Linked DNA regions of Homo sapiens: region 2 is linked to region 1. A link is a loop called in an ENCODE intact Hi-C map of the cell type or tissue named here. Cell type or tissue: B cell. All regions are shown on one strand. Links, peaks and the distances in the headings refer to the core of each region. The heading gives the core; the rest is flanking DNA. Region 1 holds the start of SATB1 (SATB homeobox 1). Region 2 overlaps BALR6 (B-cell acute lymphoblastic leukemia associated long RNA 6).

What was found. A loop is a pair of places that touch in the nucleus more often than their neighbours do. Peaks named below come from ENCODE experiments on the same cell type or tissue, not always from the same donor. Only the 100,000 strongest peaks of a DNase experiment are listed, where the experiment ranks them.
Region 2: it touches region 1 in a loop (2.5-fold over the local background); 2 of 110 quality-filtered maps call a loop at or near these places.

What each region holds. Positions count from the first base shown.
Region 1 is chr3:18,420,663-18,430,838 of GRCh38, reverse strand. SATB1 (SATB homeobox 1) reads left to right here and starts at 5,500. Exons shown (of 11, transcript NM_002971.6): 1 at 5,500-7,212; 2 at 9,848-10,082. The coding sequence starts at 9,872. In B cell, for the core only: no CTCF peak of the experiment used is centred there; DNase peaks (open chromatin) are centred at 5,118, 5,668, 6,788 and 7,308; H3K4me3 peaks cover 3,295 bases; H3K27ac peaks cover 4,442 bases.
Region 2 is chr3:18,218,734-18,228,909 of GRCh38, reverse strand. The region is part of intron 4 of BALR6 (B-cell acute lymphoblastic leukemia associated long RNA 6); the gene reads right to left. Among named protein-coding and RNA genes, the nearest start is that of SATB1, 200 kb to the left of the region's middle. In B cell, for the core only: no CTCF peak of the experiment used is centred there; DNase peaks (open chromatin) are centred at 4,239 and 5,129; H3K4me3 peaks cover 1,482 bases; H3K27ac peaks cover 691 bases.

The sequences.
Region 1 (10,176 bases), core at 2,681-7,680:
TTACCACTCTGTATTTACATCTATGCCAAGTAATTAGGGAAATAACTTTTGATCGCTATCATTCTAGCTAAAACTGAAACTCAACTTCTTAGGGGAAGAAAACAAAACCAAAAAATCCTTAAACCCTATATTTAGAGTTCATTATCATCACTCCTTTAACTCGCCTGCAACATTTTGAAGCTTTTTGCCATTATTCTCTGCAGTGCATCATTATTTGTTATCTGGATGCCCTCCCAGTTCGAGTAGGTATCTACATTAATGCTTCCAGAGAGGCATTTCTAAGGGTAGCTATGCTTATATAATATAGGTACAGGGGTAAGGGTGGGAATGACTGTGATTTTTAACTTCACCTATGAGATACTTAAATGTTCACGGAAAGCAGCTTTTGGAGTAAACACATTACTTAAAATGTATTACAGAACCCTTTCAAGTACAGACATGTCTAGAAAGTTCTTAAATTTGTATTTAGCAGTATACAGGTATCATTTCCTGCAACTTTACAGATCTACAGGCTAATTCTAAAATGGAAAATTATCTTGACTCAGATGTCATTGGAATGTCTGAAAGCCATTTAGCACCTCTAAGACTCCTCCTGGCCAGGTCTTGGATTCCCTTAGTTGTCTTTTAAAGGAGTTCTCTAGGGTAAGCACTGTCCAATGGAACTTTCTGCAGTGAGGAAGTGTTCTGTAATCTACACTGTCCGCTATTAGAGTATTAGTCACATGGGGCTATTGAGCACCTGAAATGTGAATGAGGAATTAAATCATAAATTTCATTTAAATTAATTCAAATTTAAATGATATAGCCACCTTCTTCAATGTTCCCTCTTCCTACAATCACTTTAAAAAACTGTCAATGCAATTTGTAGTGGAAATTGGTTGCAAGTGACACTGTGAGCTTTTGTTCCCATTTATTCATTTATAATATAAATATTACAAGGACACTGTATAAATTCCTAGTAATATGGCAGTGAGCAAGACACCCAGTCTCTGCTCTCATAGGGCTTACAGTCTAGTAAGGGAGACATGTATTAAGCCAGTAATTACCCAAATTGTTAATTAATTAAGACTGTGATGACTGTTTCAAAGGAGAAATACAAGATTCTGTGAGGGTATATAATGGGGGCCAGAACTTCTTGCATAATTAGTCAGAGAGTTTAATCAGAGTTCTAATTATTAACTAGACAAGAAAAGCATGAGGCAGCTTCCTTTCCCCAAGTTCAAGGCTGGGTCAGGTTGGCTGCAGGAGGCACAGCTCTCAGAGTAGGGCAGCTAGCATGTGCCATGCCATGACCTCCAAAGAAGTGGGATCTGTTTAAGACGTAGGATCTTAATCTGATTAAGCTCTGTGCATACAAATACTGCAAACTTCTGAACTTGAACAAGTAGATTGTTTCCCAAACTGTATGCAGTTGTAATGATGTCGGTCACAGATAATATGTGAGAAGAAGCGTGCAATGTTTACAGGATATTGCATTTCTTCTCCAATATATATTTTGACAAAGTTGTTTGGGCTGCAGCCCCAGCTTCTTCCTCCCTGCTCTTTCAAATTGGTATTTGGTCCATTCAGGAAACGATGCAGAAATCGGTCCTGACATCCCAGACAGACAAAATGAGACACATGACAGCAAAACATATGGCTCAGACACACATCCTTATATGGCCAACAGAGAACCATATTCCCAGAAATTCATATATGGAAAACACCACCTGCAGCTAAAGCCAAAAAACAAAGAGTTGACACGACAAAAAGAGCAATATGCTACATAAATTGTGCTGCTTTAAGAGTGTAGAGATAGCCAACTGTATTTGAATTTAAAAAGATGAAAAAAGAAAAAAAAACATGTCCTTAGAAAGTGTTATGGTGGTAAGCATTGCTTTGCTAACACAGTCACTGGCGGAGTTGCTATATCTTAAAAGCACTCGAATTCTAAATGCTTTCTCTGTTTATTACAAATGTATGTGCTATTCAGAACTCTGAATGTGTTTTAATGCGTTCGGATATCTGCCTGCATATTTATCTTAATACATTGCCATCTGAAACATGCAGTAGTCCTTTCATTAAGTTTTTAAAAATTTTGTGTGTAGCCAGGATAATGCCTTCTCATGTGATAGAAAATTGATGCACTCTGTTTTAAATGTGCATCCACATGTTAAATAGTTCATGTATTTGAATTGCAATATTTTATGTTCCTGAGGTTTTCTATTTTGATGGCCAGACTTATAAAGTTTAACTTTCTTCAATACTTGCATGCATCATTATTGCTTAATATAAGATCCCTGTATTGAAGTTTTTTCCTCCTGCCGTGATAGTTTATGTTCACATATGCCTAGGAAGGTGGTATTTTCTTAATTATTGCTATTATTTGAATACTTGTCCTCTCCAAAACTCATGTTGAAATTTAATCCCCAATGTGGCAATACTGAGAGGTGGGGCCTTTAAGAGGTGTTTGGATCATGTGGGCTTTGCTCTTGTGAATGGATTAATCCATTCGTGGATTAATGGGTTAATGGATTAATGGGTTATCATGGGAGTGGGACTGTTGGCTTTGTAAGAAAAGGAAGAGAGCCCTGAGCTAGCATACTCAAGCCCCTTGCCATGTAATATCCAGTGCCACCACAGGACTCTGCAGAGAACTCCCACTAGGAAGAAGGCCCTCACCAGATGAGGCCCCTCCACCTGGAATTTCTCAGCCTCCACAGTGTAAGAAATAAATTCCTTTTCTTTATAAATTACCCAATTTCAGGTATTCTGTTATAAGGAACAGAAAACAGACTAAGACAAATTTCTTTCTTTTTTTGTTATTTATTTTTATCTGGCTTTACACTGGCCAATACTCAGTGGCTTATAATGAAATATTCTAAAGGGTAGTTAATATATAGTAATTAATTTCATCAGTGATGTATACCACTAGTACATTAACCTCTATGTGCCATTTTACTTATGTCATTTCTTATAGTTCTGGAATAAAAAATGTGCTTGAGGGAAAGTTTATTGTGCTATATTGTTATTCATTATAATATAGTCATTCTTAGATGCCTTTATGCTCATTTATTCTGTTTATCATTTTCCAAGGCCATGTCAGTCCTTATTACATACTTTCATGTTTTGTGTTTTTGAATAGATTTGTGACTCAGATAAAAGGTGCTATTCAAATTTAAGGATTGCTGTATTAATTCCCATATTATATTAGCATTCACCAGGTCATTAGGAGGGTAAAACATTCAGATGGCATTTTGTCTTATTTATTTCTGTAAAATGATGTAATAAGCATGTTTACAATATTTTATTTCAGTCTATCTTAATATTGATATTTCCCGTGATCTTTGTTTAGTGGTGTTTTCTCTTAGTTTAAATTTTATTTTGCCCAACAGCTTTCTTTTCTTTTATAAAAAACATTCAGCTTGAGGTGACATTGCCTGGCTAAATTACATTTGTGTGTGTGTGGACCACTATAATTTTTCTTTATTTTTAAATGTTGCTATTGTTTGTAAATTTGTACAACAAGGCACTAGAGTGCACAGTCCCTACTGAAAACAAGGCAGGTTTCAGGGAAACATGTCAGGCATTACTAGTTTGAAGCAACTATTAAAGTATCCATATTGGAAATTTCAAATTTAACCTACCATATTTCTATTTCTTATACTTTAGCTAACATATCTTCCTTCAGATTTCCCCACATTTTAACTTTTAAAAATTTACTATCATTTGGGCTTTTTACTAAAAATTTGCCTTAAATTTCTTTTCCTATTTTTGATGCTGTGTTTTCTGTTTATCACATGTTCATTCTTTTGCTCAAGGCTTGGGTTTGTGTGCCAAGATTCACGGTTGCCTTCCCAGATTTGGCTAACCTTTCTGGTTTGTGGGTGAAACGTGGGTGCTATTAGAGTGATATATTTTCATTTTGTTTCTCCTAAACTTACTCTCCCCTAGGAGGCCATCATTTCCTACACTTTTCTGCTTTACCTTTTGGCTTTTCTTTAGATTTGTAATGTAAACAGTGTGCCTAAGAGTGTATTGGTGGCTTTACAGAGCTTAATTTGCAAATTTCCCTTTTATCTCAGTACTTGTGCTAACTTGTTGCTTTTTTATGTGTAACAAAATGTTTATCTGACTGATTTTTCTCTTTTCCCTACCAGCAAATTCTGAAAAATAATTCTTGTTTTTTGTTAATGATTAACTGCCTTCAGGGTGCTAAAATGGTAGAACTAAAACCTAAGCGATAAATGAGGCATTTCTATTTTGGGTTACATTGTAATATTCTTTATTTTTACATGAACTATATTTAATAGATTGTCTAAATAATAGGATCATACTTATGTGGTAATGACCATTTATCTAACTGGGTAACCTACCCTAGATTACAGCAGAAGTGTTTATTGCTACAACAGATGTATTTACCAACCCAAACTTTCCTCTTTTGCCTAGCGTAAATTATTTGAAGAATGATGGCATCTTTTCCTTTATAATAACAAGTCAGGTCTCTTTCAAGTGACCCAAATTTTGTTTAACTCGGCCACGTATTTCTTCTTCCAAAGTATTCTATGGCTCAGAAGTGAGGGCGATTTGAACCAACGTCTGACTAGTACAGAACGCTCTTACTCAGTTCTTTCTAATGTTGGCTCCTCATAGTTTAAGGACCACCCTCCTTAGAGGATAAACATTCCGAGCGTTTCGAGGCTCCTGGCCTTTATTGCTGTACACGTTTCTGCACCCTCCGCGCTTCCCCGGAGAGAACTGCCTTCCGTCTGTACCCCTCCAGCCACTTCCTGATGGCTCCCTACCTCATTCCTCAGCGCCTGTCACCTGCGTACCCGCGCCCTTCTCCCACGGGGCCGGTGCGTCTCCCTGTCCCCCCACCTCGCCTGTCCCTCTGCGACGCTCCAGGCGTACTCCTTTTTGTGGCTTTTGTGGCGTGTGGGTGGTTGGTTAGTTTTCTCCCCTGGCCCTCGCCCCCTCCTCCCCGTCATTTTCCTTCCCCCCGCCCCCCGTGCCCGTCCTGCCCGTCCTGCCCCTCCTCCCTCCCACTCACACACCTGCCCCTGCCGCCCGCGCGCCGCGCGCTCCCCTCCCCGCTCCGGCGGACGCTGCCAGGGAAGCCCCCTCTCCTCCTCCCCTCTGCGCCCTCCCTGGCGCGTCTGGCGGCGGCCGGCGCTAGCCCTCGCACAGCGCCCTGTTATTCTGGGTATTGTGTGTAATAAATGTCGGGCCGCCTCACTCTAATCAAGCTCATTACAAATTCTTGCGCGCCCGGGGCCGGAAATCGTGCGCTCCCCCCATTCCCTCACTCATTCACTAGTTACTTGTCTTTCGGCTTTTTAACTCGCCGCCCCCGCCCCCTCCCCCAATCCCGGCCCTCCAGCCCGGGTTTTAATCCCCATCCCTTTTCCGCCCGCTCCGTGCACCCTGCCCCCCCACGCCGCCTTCCTCCTCGGCTCCGCACCCCCTTCCTCCTCTCCTCCCCCCTCCTCCTCCTCCGCCGCCGCCGCCGCCGCCGCCACTTTCTCGCTCGCTCCCGTTCCCCGGACGCGGCGGATGAGCCGGCCCCGCTGGGGAAGGCTCCGGGCGGCGGCGGGCGGCCGGGAGGAGGCTGCGTGCTCGGGGCTGGGGCTGCGAGCGGGGTGATTTTGTATTAAAATGAGGAGGAGGAAGAAGAGGCACCCACAGCGGCAGCGGCGGCGGCGGCGGCAGCAGCAGCAGGAGCAGCGGCGGAGAGGGCTGCAGCCCGGGCGGACGCGCGGAGCCGAGCGGGGCACGGCGGCGGCAGCGACAGCGGCCGGGATGAGTCAACTAATAATTTAATGGGGGCAGAGACGGCAGCGAGGGGTAGAGCTAGCGAGGGAGAGAGCGAGAGAAGCAGCCCCGTCCGGGGACTCGCGCTCACACTCACGCACACACACAAACACACACACACCTCTCCCTGTGCCACCCAGCAACACCCGGCCTCGTCACAACAACAACAGCCGCGGCCGCCCTCTATCCTGCCCGGGGGCCCAGCCGAAAGCCAGGGCGACTCTAGAGGACGCTGCCCGCCCCCCTCTTTCATTTCGGGAAACTCCTGATCAGTTTTGTCGGGGTTTCTGGGTTTCTTTTCCCCCAAAGTCCTAGTGCCATTGTGGTGCTCGTTGTTTACCTCGGACTCTGGACGAGTGAGAGCTTGGCGACTTTTTGGGGGGAGGGGGCGGGGAGTTTGTCGCTGCCTAGGCGGTGGAGGTGGCTGGGGGTGCCTTCTGATCTTCCTCCTCCTCCCCCTCCCCCCGAACCTCTTCTCTCCTCACTTGCTGGGACCCCAGACGCTCACAGCCCCGCGTCAATGGGCAGGGAGAGGGTCCTTGCGGCTGTTGTCAGCGAGGGCAGAATCAAAAGTGGCATTTTAGTGCCTTTCCGGGGCTTTTCTCGCGACCCCCTGCCCCCCACCCTCGCTGTCCCCCGCTAGATGCCCTCGTTGGGGGTGCGAGGCTGTGGGGAAAAGTTTAAGGTTTGTTAATATTAGTCGCGATTGTTGGCGAGGGGGGTGGGGGTGATTGGAAGGGAGGCGAGGTGGCCTTCCCAATGCGCGTTATTCGGGGTTATTGAAGAATAATATTGCAAGTGACAGCCAGAAGTAGACTTTCTGTCCTCACACCGAAGAACCCGAGTGAGCAGGAGGGAGGGAGAGACGCGAAGAGACCTTTTTTCCTTTTTGGAGACCTTGTCCGCAGTGATTTTTTTTTTTTTAAGAGAATCCTCAGTCACCACGTCGTTTCCCCAGCACCATCACAGTGTACAGCTCATAACGGGTTTTGCTTTGTTTTTACGATTTCCCCCCAACGAATCACTTGTCAGATCAATTTTATCTTCTTCCTCCTCCCTGCTTCCCACTCTCCCCTCCTCCCCATCGCAAACCCTGTTCTCTGAGGTTAGACATTTTACAAACCCCTATATGTTGGTTTTCGAATTGTGATTTTTTTTTTAAACCCCTTTCTCATGGCTACTCTTCTAGACGTTTATTTCTGCCCTTCCCCCGCTTAGGGGGGCGGGGGTAGGGGAAAGGAAAATAATACAATTTCAGGGGAAGTCGCCTTCAGGTCTGCTGCTTTTTTATTTTTTTTTTTTTAATTAAAAAAAAAAAGGACATAGAAAACATCAGTCTTGAACTTCTCTTCAAGAACCCGGGCTGCAAAGGAAATCTCCTTTGTTTTTGTTATTTATGTGCTGTCAAGTTTTGAAGTGGTGAGTTTCAGGTCGGTTTTGCTAATTTCACTCAGTAAAACTGCAGTGTTTCTGTTTCTAGATAGTACTTTGCTTCTTTGTCTCTTTAAAAGGTCACAGTGAAAGCTTGGCCTGGATCGTGCCGGCCATATGGAATGGATAAGGGCACAATCTTAAAATGTGATTATGGGGTTGTGTGGGGGCGAAGGAGGCGATCCAGCTAGAAACTCATTGAAAAGGATCTCGCTTTGCAAAAAATCGGTTCCTAAAAAACTAGAATTTCGAGATTTTCTTTCCTTTTAAAGGAAATAATTGTTGTTACTGAGTTCACTGTTTTATTCAGTAATTATCATATATGGTCTTAGTTTATGGGCAGATAAATGGGATTTTCAGAAAGTAGCTTGCTTTCTGTGTGGCAACCAGACATTGCACTAAAATGGGTTGTAACGTGTAACTCAAAAGAAACTCTTCAGCCTGGCATCTGTTGAGACCATAGTTAGTTCCTGCTGCTGTCATCCAAGCAGGCCTGTTGGAGGTTGCTCTTTTCAATCCCAAACTGAGGTTTGGTGAACTTTAGCCCGGGCATAGAGTTAAAATGAGTAAATTGGGTGTTTTATGCGCATTTAATTTTGGTTTGTAATGTAAAGCTTTTTACACCACGACTTAGTGTTTAATAGATGCTTATAGGTGGGTATTCAAAGGACAGTTTTTCATGACCTATATGATACTTTAGATTGTCAATACATTAAATTATAATGTATCACTTTCATTTGCTGTACAGTTTCTAGTGTTGTTAAGCCTCATGATTACTTAATATGTTTTATAGCATTAACTTTGATGCTGTTGTCTACACCCCCTCCCTTTTTTTCCTCTTAAATTGCCCCAAGGGCTAAAGATTTTTCTTTTCAAATCATATGTTTTAAAATTCATCTTCTGCTCTAGGATGAGGCAACCAATTTCAGAAAAAGCTCTGTGTTATCCACATGAAACGTTATAAAGAGTGTTTTGAATAAGTTAATAATCATCTCTTTCTAATTTTGGCTTTAGACTGCAGTTTAATATAATGGAAAAGAGTAATCTTGCTAAAAAGTGGTTTAAAAAGGCACATTTATTGTTAATGAACCTCATAACCAAAAACAGATGGGACCTCTATCAACGGTAAACCTTTAGTTCTCAGTGTGCCACTCTGGAGTACAAAGATAAATAGCCATTAATTTTTCTCAAACTTTATAGTTCTTCAATTGGCATTCTTAAGGTTGCTTTTAAACTTCCAGATTAACATTGCTGCCCCCCTTTTCTTGATTATATGGTAAGAAGTAGGCTATGGTTAAACAGAAGAAAAAATATTTACAGAAAAGCCATGCTAATACAAACTGGCTTTCAACAAATCCAGATTTAAATAGCTCCAGTGTAAGAATTTACAACAAAAACAAGCTATATCAAATTACTAGACAGCTAGGAAAAATGGTAATTATTCTCTCTGGTTTTCCTAAATATGATCCCCTTAGTTTCATAAGCTCAATACTTCAAATACCATCAAAGTTCATAAAATAATTCTACTTACCTGTTCTTATCAATTCTAATTAAAACTATACTTTAAAAATGACTTTGATATTGTCTAATCACTTTACTATAAATGATGGGAAAATTGATGTCTAATATATAACTGAAAATAATTATCTGTTAATTTTTTTGAAGTTAATTACAATGTTAATGCCATTGCATGCTGAGGTTATTTCTGAATACTGGATATTTTGTTTTACCAGTATCATCAAGGTTTTTTGTTTGTGTTTTTTTTTTTTTTAATTGAGCTTGGCACTTCAACCTAATGTGCATATCACGAAGTGTATTCAATTTTTTAAAAATATTTATTGTTAACAGCCCTCTATTACTAATGGACACCTAAATACTGACTCTAAAACACATGAGTTTTAATGCATCAGTACGTTGGATATTTGAAAACCCTTCACTTCTTCCTGTTTCTTTAGGGGTAAACTGATCCAATCACATCTTTGGCCCAAAACTTGACTAGGTCTGTCACATAACTCTTGGAACTTTGATAGTAGAAAACTTTTTCTATGCATTAATTTACAAAAGCCAATGGGGAGTTTAAAAAGCAGTTAGATGTTTGTTACCTTCTTTTGAGATGGTTTATGTTTTTTTCATAAGAATTAATATACATACACATATAAAATGTATACATATAAAACATATACATTAGATTTCTAATATTTTGAACTATGATCATCTTTCCATCCTTTATTAAAGTGTTTCTGCTGTATTTTGTAATGTGTTTCTAATTGTTAAAAATTGGGACTACGTAAATGCAATTTGCTGTTTTCTTTTTAGCTATACTTGTAATAATTCTTGTTCTAAAAGTAAGCCCATTTTTCCCCACTTAGTTTTTTTATAGGCCAGTTATCTTTTTATTCATGTGTATTGGTACAGTTTCCACAGATCATTTTGTTAATTTGAATAAGAATGTAATGCTATCATCTAGAAATATAGTAACATCTGTATCATATCTAGATAGGCCATTTTACAAATACATTATATTTGTGGAGAGATATCTAGAGCTAAAACATTTACATAGGACACATATATACACGTAGGTCCCCGCCCAACTATAACGTGTCTTCTTTTTAAATTCTGGCAGGTGATCTTTAGACAGTGACTGAGTATGGATCATTTGAACGAGGCAACTCAGGGGAAAGAACATTCAGAAATGTCTAACAATGTGAGTGATCCGAAGGGTCCACCAGCCAAGATTGCCCGCCTGGAGCAGAACGGGAGCCCGCTAGGAAGAGGAAGGCTTGGGAGTACAGGTGCAAAAATGCAGGGAGTGCCTTTAAAACACTCGGGCCATCTGATGAAAACCAACCTTAGGAAAGGTAAATACCTTCAAGCCAAATCTTGAAAAGCTGAAAGCCCTGTTGTCTACACAAGGCCACACTGTGTGGGGGTGGAGTGGCAGAACATGTTTTG
Region 2 (10,176 bases), core at 2,438-7,437, 200 kb after region 1:
AATTTGGCTAGGCAATGATGCTCAGTTATTTGGCCAAACAGTAGTCTAGATATTGATATGAAGAAATTTAATAAATATGATTAATATCTTCAATTGGTTTTTTATAAATAAAGGATTTACATTTGATTACGTGGGTGGGCTTCATTCAATTAGCTGAAGGTGTTAAGAACAAAAACTGAGGTGATGCCAGAAGAAAAAGGAACTCTGTCTTAAGACCATAACACAGAAATCCCCTGAGTTTACAGCCTACCAGCCTTCCTTACAAATTACAAACTTGTCAAACCCCTCAATTACATAAGCCAATTTCCTAAAATAAATTTATATATTCATACGTAGATTTATTCTACTGGTTTCCTGTCTCCGGAACACCCTGACTATTATAAGTACTATGAGAAAAATGAAGCAGGTGAAATGGGGAGACCATGTGGAAATCAGGGGGAGACAGCTTGGAAAGATTGTTGAGGGAAGGCTCCATGGGGAAATGACATTTCAACAGAAGCCTGAATCAAGTGATGGAATGAGCTAGGCAAAGAAACAGAAGATATTCCAGCCTAAAGGAATAGTAAGTGCAACAGCACTGAGGTGGAACTAACCTCAGTGTGTCTGAAGAACAAGAAGTGAGACTGGGTAGAGCAGAGTAAATGGGGAGAGGAGTGACAGACGATGAGTTTAGGGAAATGGGCAGGGGAAAATCTTGTAGGGTGTAGTAGATATGAATGTGATAAGAAAGCACTGGAGAGTTTTGATCAGGGAAGCAATACAATCTGATACACATTATGAAATAATTGCCACTCCAGCTGCTGTGTAGAGAACTGACTAACAATGAGAAATGGAAGATCAGAGAGATCAGTTAAGAGACCTTGCAAGCCAGCTGTAAGATCATGATGGCTTGGATGAGGGTGAAAGGAATGGAGGTATTGAGAAGTGTTCAGATTTGGGATATATTTTGAAGGTAGAACTGATATCACCTTATGCTTTCCTATCTCTTTAATAGGGAATATGGTTAAAAAAAAAAAGAGAATCAAGAATGATACCCTAGTTATAGCCCAGGCATCTCGACATAAATGATGCCATCAAAGAGATGGGAAGCCTAAGATTTAGTAAGTTTTGGAGTAATAGAGAACTCAAGAATTCTGTTGCGAACATGACCCATTTGAAAGATCTGTTGGATAGTTAAGTGGAGGTGTCATGTAGACAGCTGTCTGTCCTGAAAAATTGCCCAACTCAAAATATTTTTGAGAGTTTAAATCATGGTAATCCATTTTGCATCTTGGACATCAGTTATGCACCAGTGATAAGCAAGTGGGTGTATTGTTTATAGATTGCTCTCAATAGTCTCAATCTGATAGAATGTTTACTTAAAGGTGGTTGCTCTCTTTATTAGCTATCTAAATACTGAAACAGGTAGTTTAGGAAAATGGATAAATTATCATTACTTTTTTCCCAAAGCAAATTTTTTAGGGGTTTTCACATATCCTTGTAATGTGATAAAATCCCGATCTAATATAATAAAAGTGCAGTTATTAAACAAATAGTCATTAGGTAAAAAGAGAAGAGGCAATATCTATTAATTTGTTAATCCCTGATAGATCCAGTTAATATATATACATATCCCTAAGCAGGTGATTCTAAAATTTCTATAAAGTAGTATTAGACCTAGATTCCAGTGGAATGTGATTATAATTGATTCAAAAGAAGATATGCTGCTAAAGTGTTACCCAAATGTAAGTTTCAGTCATAAGCTAGATCCTGCTTCACTTAAGCAATACATTCCTTTACAAGTATTGGTCCCATGAAAATTCCCAGTAAAGCAAGCTGCCTACCTAATTGATAGAGATTTAAGTTCAAGAAAAAGTTGCGATTTAATCCCCCAAATCACCATAAGTTGTCCTTTACATGTTCTTAGGAAACAGGACCTGTATCAAGCATTTCCATTTCTGTCATGCCTGCTCTGGACAAAGGGCCATCATCTGAGCTTGTCACATGAAATCCAGCCAATTCCATCATACTTTGCAAGAGTCCAGATCTCTCTCACTGCCGATGCCTTTGGAGCCACAAAGTGACAGTCAGCCCGGCTGTTATGGATGCCCAACACATGGCAAACCTGAAAATAAATGTTACGAAAAAGGCCACAGGGCCATAATAGAGTTGTTATTAGAGCCGAGATGAGTGCTGCAAAATGACTGAACGTCCACTATCTAGAGAGGAACAGAAATTTCAGAGACTGGGGGTAGATGACTGATGGAGTTGGCTAGTTCCAACTTCCATTTCTGCAACTGACACACAGATGCAGAAAAAGCTGAATGTATTCTAATGCCTTTAAAAAAAAAAAGAAAATCCAAACAAACCATGAGTGGGGCTAGTTTACAGTCATCAAATGGTGACTTTCATTTGATTTGGAATGATTTGGAATGCTTTTCTGATGTGTTCTATCTTTCCTATAAGGAATTGTGAGCTTATTATACTCAGAAATCTGAGAGCCAGATAAAAGAGAGATCTTGCCTCAACTTCTCTGACAAGGAGATAGGAAGGAATAGTGTAGGCCCAAAACTTTAGGGCTCAGATCCTGCAAAAAGTCATCACTCTTCATCTATTCAACTTCCTGTCTTCATAAGTATTAATTTTGAAACGAATGCGTAAGTTGAAGCTTTTCTTTAAGATTGACTATACTTTGTCAAATGATGGAAAATGCTTTTAGCCAGAAAATCTATTCTTTATCATAAGGCACTCTTCATAATGGCTTTTTAAATTCAATGTAATTTGTTTTTGGAGTACAAACAGGTTCTGCTGCTCAATTGGTAATTCAGGATTCGTTTTCAAAATAAACTAAAGACACATTCGTGATCACCACATGTTACTGAATGTCTATCCAAACATCTAACACGAAAGTTTTGAAAAGTTAATTTTCTGACCATTCCTCTGGTGTCATTCTTAATTCTGTCACCTTGACATCATGTTGACTCCTTCAGGAAGCAGTGTTAAGAAAAGTGAAAATGTGTCATCAGGCAGTGTTGTGGGTGAATGTACTACTCTGACAGCATTAAACTTTTATGGATGTGTTTATGTATCATACATGTACAAGTCAGCAAGTCTGTATTAGAAATAATCTGCAGAAGCAATAAATTAATGCTGTATTACTAATATTAGTTTACATGTTCATCAAATGGCTCCATGTTTGTGACCAAAATCCCCCTCCACATGAGCTATCCAGCCTGTTCCTGCCCTGAAGCTGGCATGTGCCCTTTTCAGCTCTGAAAAACCTCAATTTGCATAAAGGTCCTCAGCCATCTGAATTAGCTTTGTTTTTGTGTGGAACTGTAAAGGTTGAGTGGTAAGGGCTTAAAGAATCTCTTAAATAATTAAATGGAGTAAACAAAGTGACATCTTGAAGAGTGAGTTTTTTTTTTCTCCCCTTGGGAGAAAAATAGCAAATTCCTTAAGATAATACATTAGATAGAAAGGGGCAAACATTTTTAATGAATAGAGTAGGGTTTGGAGGAGTGTTGAAGAAGCAATGCAGGTTTTTGGCTAGCTACTTCTGGTGCCAGAGATGGTTTTTGGGGTCTTCTTTATCAATGTGGTGGCAACATCTGTGAAAAGTGAAGATTTAAAAAACAACATTGCAGGCTGTTACAGAGGATACTAAAGATGCATCACTAATGACATAGAAGGGTGTGTGTGTCTACATAGGAGAAAATGGAGTTACCTCTCTCAAAAGTGTTTCATGAAAGAACAAAGATGACTGCAGGACATAAGGGATTTTTTTGAGGTATCATACTGTTCTGCCCACCAGCTGATGATGAAGCTATAGATAATTTTCAAAAAAGATAAAAATTAACAAAAAGTGAAAACAGGAACATTTTCTGATGCTATTGATAACTTAATGAAAATGTAAAGAGACTTATGTGAAACTGAATTTTATTTTCCAAGGGATAAAGGAGAAACGTAGACTTCCAGAGCAGGTTCATTTTTGCTATCGGAAGTATAGCTGAATAAGGCAGCCTCAAATGAAACCTAGAGCCAAAGGTTTTCTTCATTCCCTTCTAGTGTGTCCATAACTCTCCTGGAATCTGTGAGCTTGCAAGACAATCTAGCACACATTTGAGCTTTCAAGATGCATGGCACATCCAGACTCGATGTGGTGTTAGTAGCTCCTGTCATTAATAAATTCCTTTGCACAGTGGCTTCAAACTACCTGTCCACCAATTGCTTTCTCTGTTATTTGGTTCCCCTTATTTCTCGATTTTCTGAATGTCAGAACTTGGCTAAACAAAATGAAATACAACTTTCTACATGTAACCCTTTTACTTCCTCATTTCCACATGGCAACATATTTTCTTACTCCAAACACTGCAGTCCTTAAAATTCTACTCAAAACCTCTTTCTTCTATAAACTTCATTCAGTTTCTTTTCATTTCTTATAGTATCCTTTCAGAATTCATTCATTCATTCATCAAACTTTTTTGGAGCACTTACTATACATAAGGCAAAAAAAAATAGGATCGGAGACTACAGAGATGAACAAGTTGCATTCTCTACTCTCAAAGAATAAATCGTCCAACTGTCTAGACGGGCAATAGATTGTGGTAACTGCAGTGAGAGAAATATCTAGGAACAGGGGAGTGCACCTGAGGGGGTGTCAGTAGAGAGACAGGCTAACGCGGAAGTTTCCTGAAAGATACGATGTCTGTGATGAGTCTTAGAAGATGAGTAGAAGTCAGCCAGGCTGGGCATCCCAAGTATGAAGGTTAGTACCAAGCCTGAAAACAGTATACTAGAACTTCTCTTCACATTGACGCTTTTGTTGCCTAAGTGTTCACAATAGTCTGTCTTGGTTCCACCTTCAGGCTGACTTCAGACCATCTGAGGGAGGAATTAAGTGAGATAATGGGTTTATCACAAAGTGGTGGGAGACAGCTTCTAGAATTCTTATTATGATTATTAAACCTGGTTTCTGCTTTATCTCTTATTTTCCTGAAGTACCATTAAAGTGCTCTAAGTACCCAAATCTTGCTATTGGTTTCTTTACTCCTCTCTTGTCACTCTGGTAGCAGGCAGGGCAGACCTCGGCTACCAAAGTGAGAATGAGGACTCAAGGAGGAAGTGAAAGATGGTCACAGAATCAAAAAGCATCCCCAGACTTCCTGTTGGGAGCTCTCTGCTAGTGTCCCCAGGGTGTTGACAGTAACTGTTCTGGGGGATGAGGCGAGGGAGGGGTGCAGTGGGCTGCAGAAAGACACAGCAGCTGGCTTCATTACTACATCCCTAACAAAGGGTCTCTATAAATCAGACAGGAGGGAAGTGTATGTTTGGCAGGGGGAGGGAAGTTGGTGGGTGCTTGCTCTTTGGCAAATGGTTTAGAACTCATTGGGGCTTACAACCATAATCTACTGATTTGGGAGCCATGGACAAAATCTTTTCTTTTCTAAGCGTTATACTAACAGTGAATATAGATTTTGTTTTCTGGTTTAAATGTGAAGCAAAAAGACACATGATATGATTTTTAAGTAATATGTTCTTAAGTCTATTTCGTTTTAAGCAACTCATCTTCACCAAAAGTGCATCATTAAAACTGGTGGTAAATATATGTATACAATTTTTAATATAAATCTGCCTCTCAATCAGTTTCCACATCGCCTGTACATTTATATCAGATCTCTGAAGCCCACTGAACATTAGCAAGAGAAGTGTGAAAAGACAGAAATAGTATCCAGTCCTTGCAGAATGTCTCATTTAGCGGAGTGGGGAAGCTGAGGGGAAGAAATAGTAGTAATATTTTTTGTGTGTGGCCCCATTACTTTTTCAAAGCATTTTCCACCTTTAATTTAGTTGTGACTTCCAGCTGTTTTTGACAGATGGGAACACAAAAACAAGTAGCAGCCAATCAAGTGACACCCAAGCCACGTTTCCTATAGCTGCTGTATCCCAGGCTTAGTCTTTGCTTTCCTCTGCCAAATCCCTCTGCTTTCTTCACAATGAATGCAAGTCTCTGATCACACCTCAAAATAGCCAGCACATTCCTCAGCCTAGCTTTGTGACCAACGTCAGGCACCCAGAAAAGCTCCAGGCAGAAGTCACGAATTTCACAGCCCACTGGGACCAAAGAGGTGATTTAAGAGAGGAAAGTGGGCAGGGTGGAAGACAGCATGAAGAGGTGGGAACCCAAGAGAATGCAGGCCCCCCTGAAATACAGTGCTGTGATGGAGTGGACTTCAGAGGGCCGATTATACACATCTCTTCCCAAAGCTCTTTTCGGTGTCCTCATCTTGGTAAGTCAAAATTGACCATTTACGCCACAGGAATTGTCAAACATTGCAAATCAGGGCTTCCACTCCACTCCCAGAGAGTTGGTTATTAAACATTTACTTGCACACCAATGCATAAGAGCATTCAAATCCAATTCTTAATTACTGGTGTATGAGCCAAACAAAACTCATTTGCTCCTGTGTCTGCCCCAAGGCTCCAGGTTTGAGACCTCTGCTCTAGGGGTTAGGCTGTCTTTGGCATGGTGACAAATTTGAATCTTTGTTGGTTCTCCTACTCTTTCCTTCTTTTCTCCCCTCCCCTCAACTTTCTGACTTCTGAAGGAAAAGACCAATAAAGTAGCTCTACAAAATTACTATAAAGGAAACAATCTAAAGGAAAGAATACAACTTACCAACAGGTGTTTGGATAACTTCAGTCTGAGTTACATTCTCTTGGTTGAAACTCTTCGGCCCACCTCTATTGTTAACACCTGTGAAATTGTTCAGTCAAATAATCCCACAGCCCTCTCTGTCTCTCGAATGTGTAGTCTGTTATATTTCTTGTCAATGAGGCAGCACAGAATTCATTTAGAGGGCCATGTGAAGTGTTTGTAAATAACAAATTAAGATTTAGTTCAAATATCTCTGATGGGGTCTTGGTGTGCTTACCAGGTTTATGGATCTGTCTCATGGGAATGCACTTTACAAAGTCGCATTTGTGGGTTGTTTATCCAGTTAATAAAGGTATACATTATATATTTGTCATAGATATGAATGGAAGAAAGGGAAATAATCACTGGAAAAAGCTGTTTCAGATTTTTGCAAGTTGAAGTACTGTGTTAAAGAAAATGGAATAATATGACAAGTATTAGATACTTCATTAGCTAAAATAAAAATAATCATAAGTATTACTCTATTGTTTTTCTTTTTGTGAAATGATTTTCAACCAACATTGGAAAAGCTTGGTAAACAAAACTCGTGGACTGTCTAAAATCAGGTTCTTACTCTGGGGTTCACAGACCCAGGATGTCTGTGAACTTGAATGTAAAAACAATTACAACATTATTTTCACTCATTTCCAACTGAAATTTAGCATATCCTTCCATTATGAATAGAGTCAACAACCTATGGTACTATTAGCAGTACCTGTCTGTCACTAATAGAAATCACAGTTTTTTTTTTCTATGAAATTACAGTTGCTGTAGATATATGAAAACAGTCTTTATACTCTTCATTTCTTCGAAATTATAGTAATTATTAGATGCACTGCAAGATTTTATTTTTTAAAAGCACATACATTATTACATCACACATTTGACTTTTATATATTTTGATAACTATGATTCCATATAATTGGTTTCCTTTGTAATACCTATACATTCTATTTTTTTCACTTAAAAATATTTTCCTGAGAAAGGGTCCACAGACTTCACCAGATTGCCAAAGAGGGTAGGATCCATGGCACTAAAAAAACTTAAGAACCCCTGTTCTAAAATTGGCCCCAAATTTCATTTATTAATTTATTCAACAACAATCAATAACAGTTAAGTGCCTTCAAATGCCCTGCAGTGTTCAATGAACTAGGGATATAAGAACAGATGAGACAAAATTTCTACCTCAAGGACCTTATATTATATAGAAGATAATTTATTTTCCCAAAAAGGATAATTCTTTAAACATTTAATCTCAAAAGCAACAAGAACAAAAACTCACAAGTAGCACTATCCAAAACGTGATCCATGAAACAGCAACTTGGGCATTGTCTGGGGTTTTGTTAGAAATGTAGAATTTCAGGCCCCATCCCAGAATCTCTATTTTAATAAGATCTCCAGAAATTAGAAAATTTGAGATGTGCTGGCCTAGACTTTAGTCATTCATACTACTATCCTTACCACTTCCTTCTTCCCATTTGGCCTGAACAATGATCTAAAACAATGACAAAGTCCCAAGGAATCAGGAGACCACTAATAAAGTCAAGTGTAGACCAAACTGATTTTTCCAAGGCTTGTGAAAGAGAGCATGGCTCTTTTGAGAATTCTATTTCTAGCAGTACCGAAGAGTACAAATCTAAGCTGGGGAAAAAAAAAAAAAAAAAGAAAGAAAGAAAGAAAAGAAAAACACGATTGGAAATCTTGTCACATTTTCTCATGCCTAATTTGGTCATTCCTTTGTATGAAGTAAAACAAGCTCATCTTGTTTAGTGTTACCTCAATGGAGTGAAATTGGCTACACCGTTCTTTCACTCAAAGAACTATTCATAGATTTCTATTCTCAAGCATGTTATTTATATTCTGCCTAAAAGTAGGTTTCACAGTTATTCAGAATCATGCAGCATCAACTGAATACTTCTTTAATTTTGATCTGAAAAGTGAAACACATTTGAATTTCCTAATATAATATTTGGGGAGAACCCCAAAGTGTGAATATTGAGAAAACAATGATATATAAAAGATATTAGAATCCAGTGATTACTTAAAAGCTTGAAATCAATTGAATTCTATGTATGGTGGATACTTATGAAATCACATGCAAACTGCAGTGATGTGGCTTGATAATCTAAATCTTATTAATGATCCAGGGGCAGTGCTCTCTGTCCATTGCAATCTCTGACCCTGTCTTTATTTAAAATTCCAACTTTTTTCCATTATTAATTTTTCGCATTAATTTTTATTTTTAAAACTATTGCATTAAAATATTTATCTTGATTACTGAGATTTTGGACACTCCTTAAATTTTGTACTTCAGATCCTAGTCCTGACCCTGTTGGACATACAAGGTCAGAGATGAAGAAATAATTACAATTAGAATAAATTCTAAAAATTACAAATAAATATTCATTTTTGCCTAGCAATTGTATTTTTTTTTTTTTTTTTTGAGACGGAATCTCGCTCTGTCACCCACGCCAGAGTGCAGTGGCGTGATCTCGGCTCACTGCAAGCTCCGCCTCCCAGGTTCACGCCGTTCTCCTGCCTCAGCCTCCCGAGTAGCTGGGACTACAGGTGCCCACCACCACGCCCAGCTAATTTTTTGTATTTTTAGCAGAGACGGAGTTTCACTGTGTTAGCCAGGATGGTCTCAATCTCCTGACCTCGTGATCCACCCGCCTCGGCCTCCCAAAGTGCTGGGATTACAGGTGTGAGCCACCGCTTCTGGCCAACAATTGTATTACTATTACTCTTAAAATACTACCAGTGTCATTAGAATAGTTTTTTAAACAATCGTAATACTTGTGTCACACTGTATATATATGCCACTCATAAACATAAAGATCTTTTCTTTCCAGCACACATTACAGGCAAGAAATTCTTTCAGTTAATTAATAGGTAAACTGAGGCTTGGATCATTAACTTGTAGATTCATAATTTCTCCTAACTGTTCCCAAGTAAAATGTTTACCAAAAGATCATCCCACTGTCCTGTAAGAAGCAGAATTTTATTGTTTGTACATTGTGTGAAATGCTATTGTCATCAAAGTTAATCACCAAGAAAGCCAAGGCCAATAAATAGCTTAGATGAATTGGAAAATTTGATCTTTACTTGGATTTAAATTAATGAAATTATACGGTACCAAAGACAGCACCTCGCTAAGGCAGTTTAATGTTAACAACTTTCATAATAGTCTCAGAGGGCATTGTTAAGAGGAACTCTCTGAATTGCCTGATTTTAAAAAACTGCACTGTACCAGTATTTTTTGCAAACAAAATGTAATGTCAAATAGAAAGGGGTACATCATAGGAAAATTAACTTTAAACCCTATCATCCCATAAAGCACAAATAATTCCAAACTTTCCCAATGGCAATAACTGAATAAAAATTGTCTGGTGCCATACTGAATAATGCCTGAAGGATAGAAAATAAGTAAATAAGACACGGTGATCAAGCCCTTCACTTGCTACTATGTTAGCTTTGTTTGGTTTTAAGAAGCAGAGCCC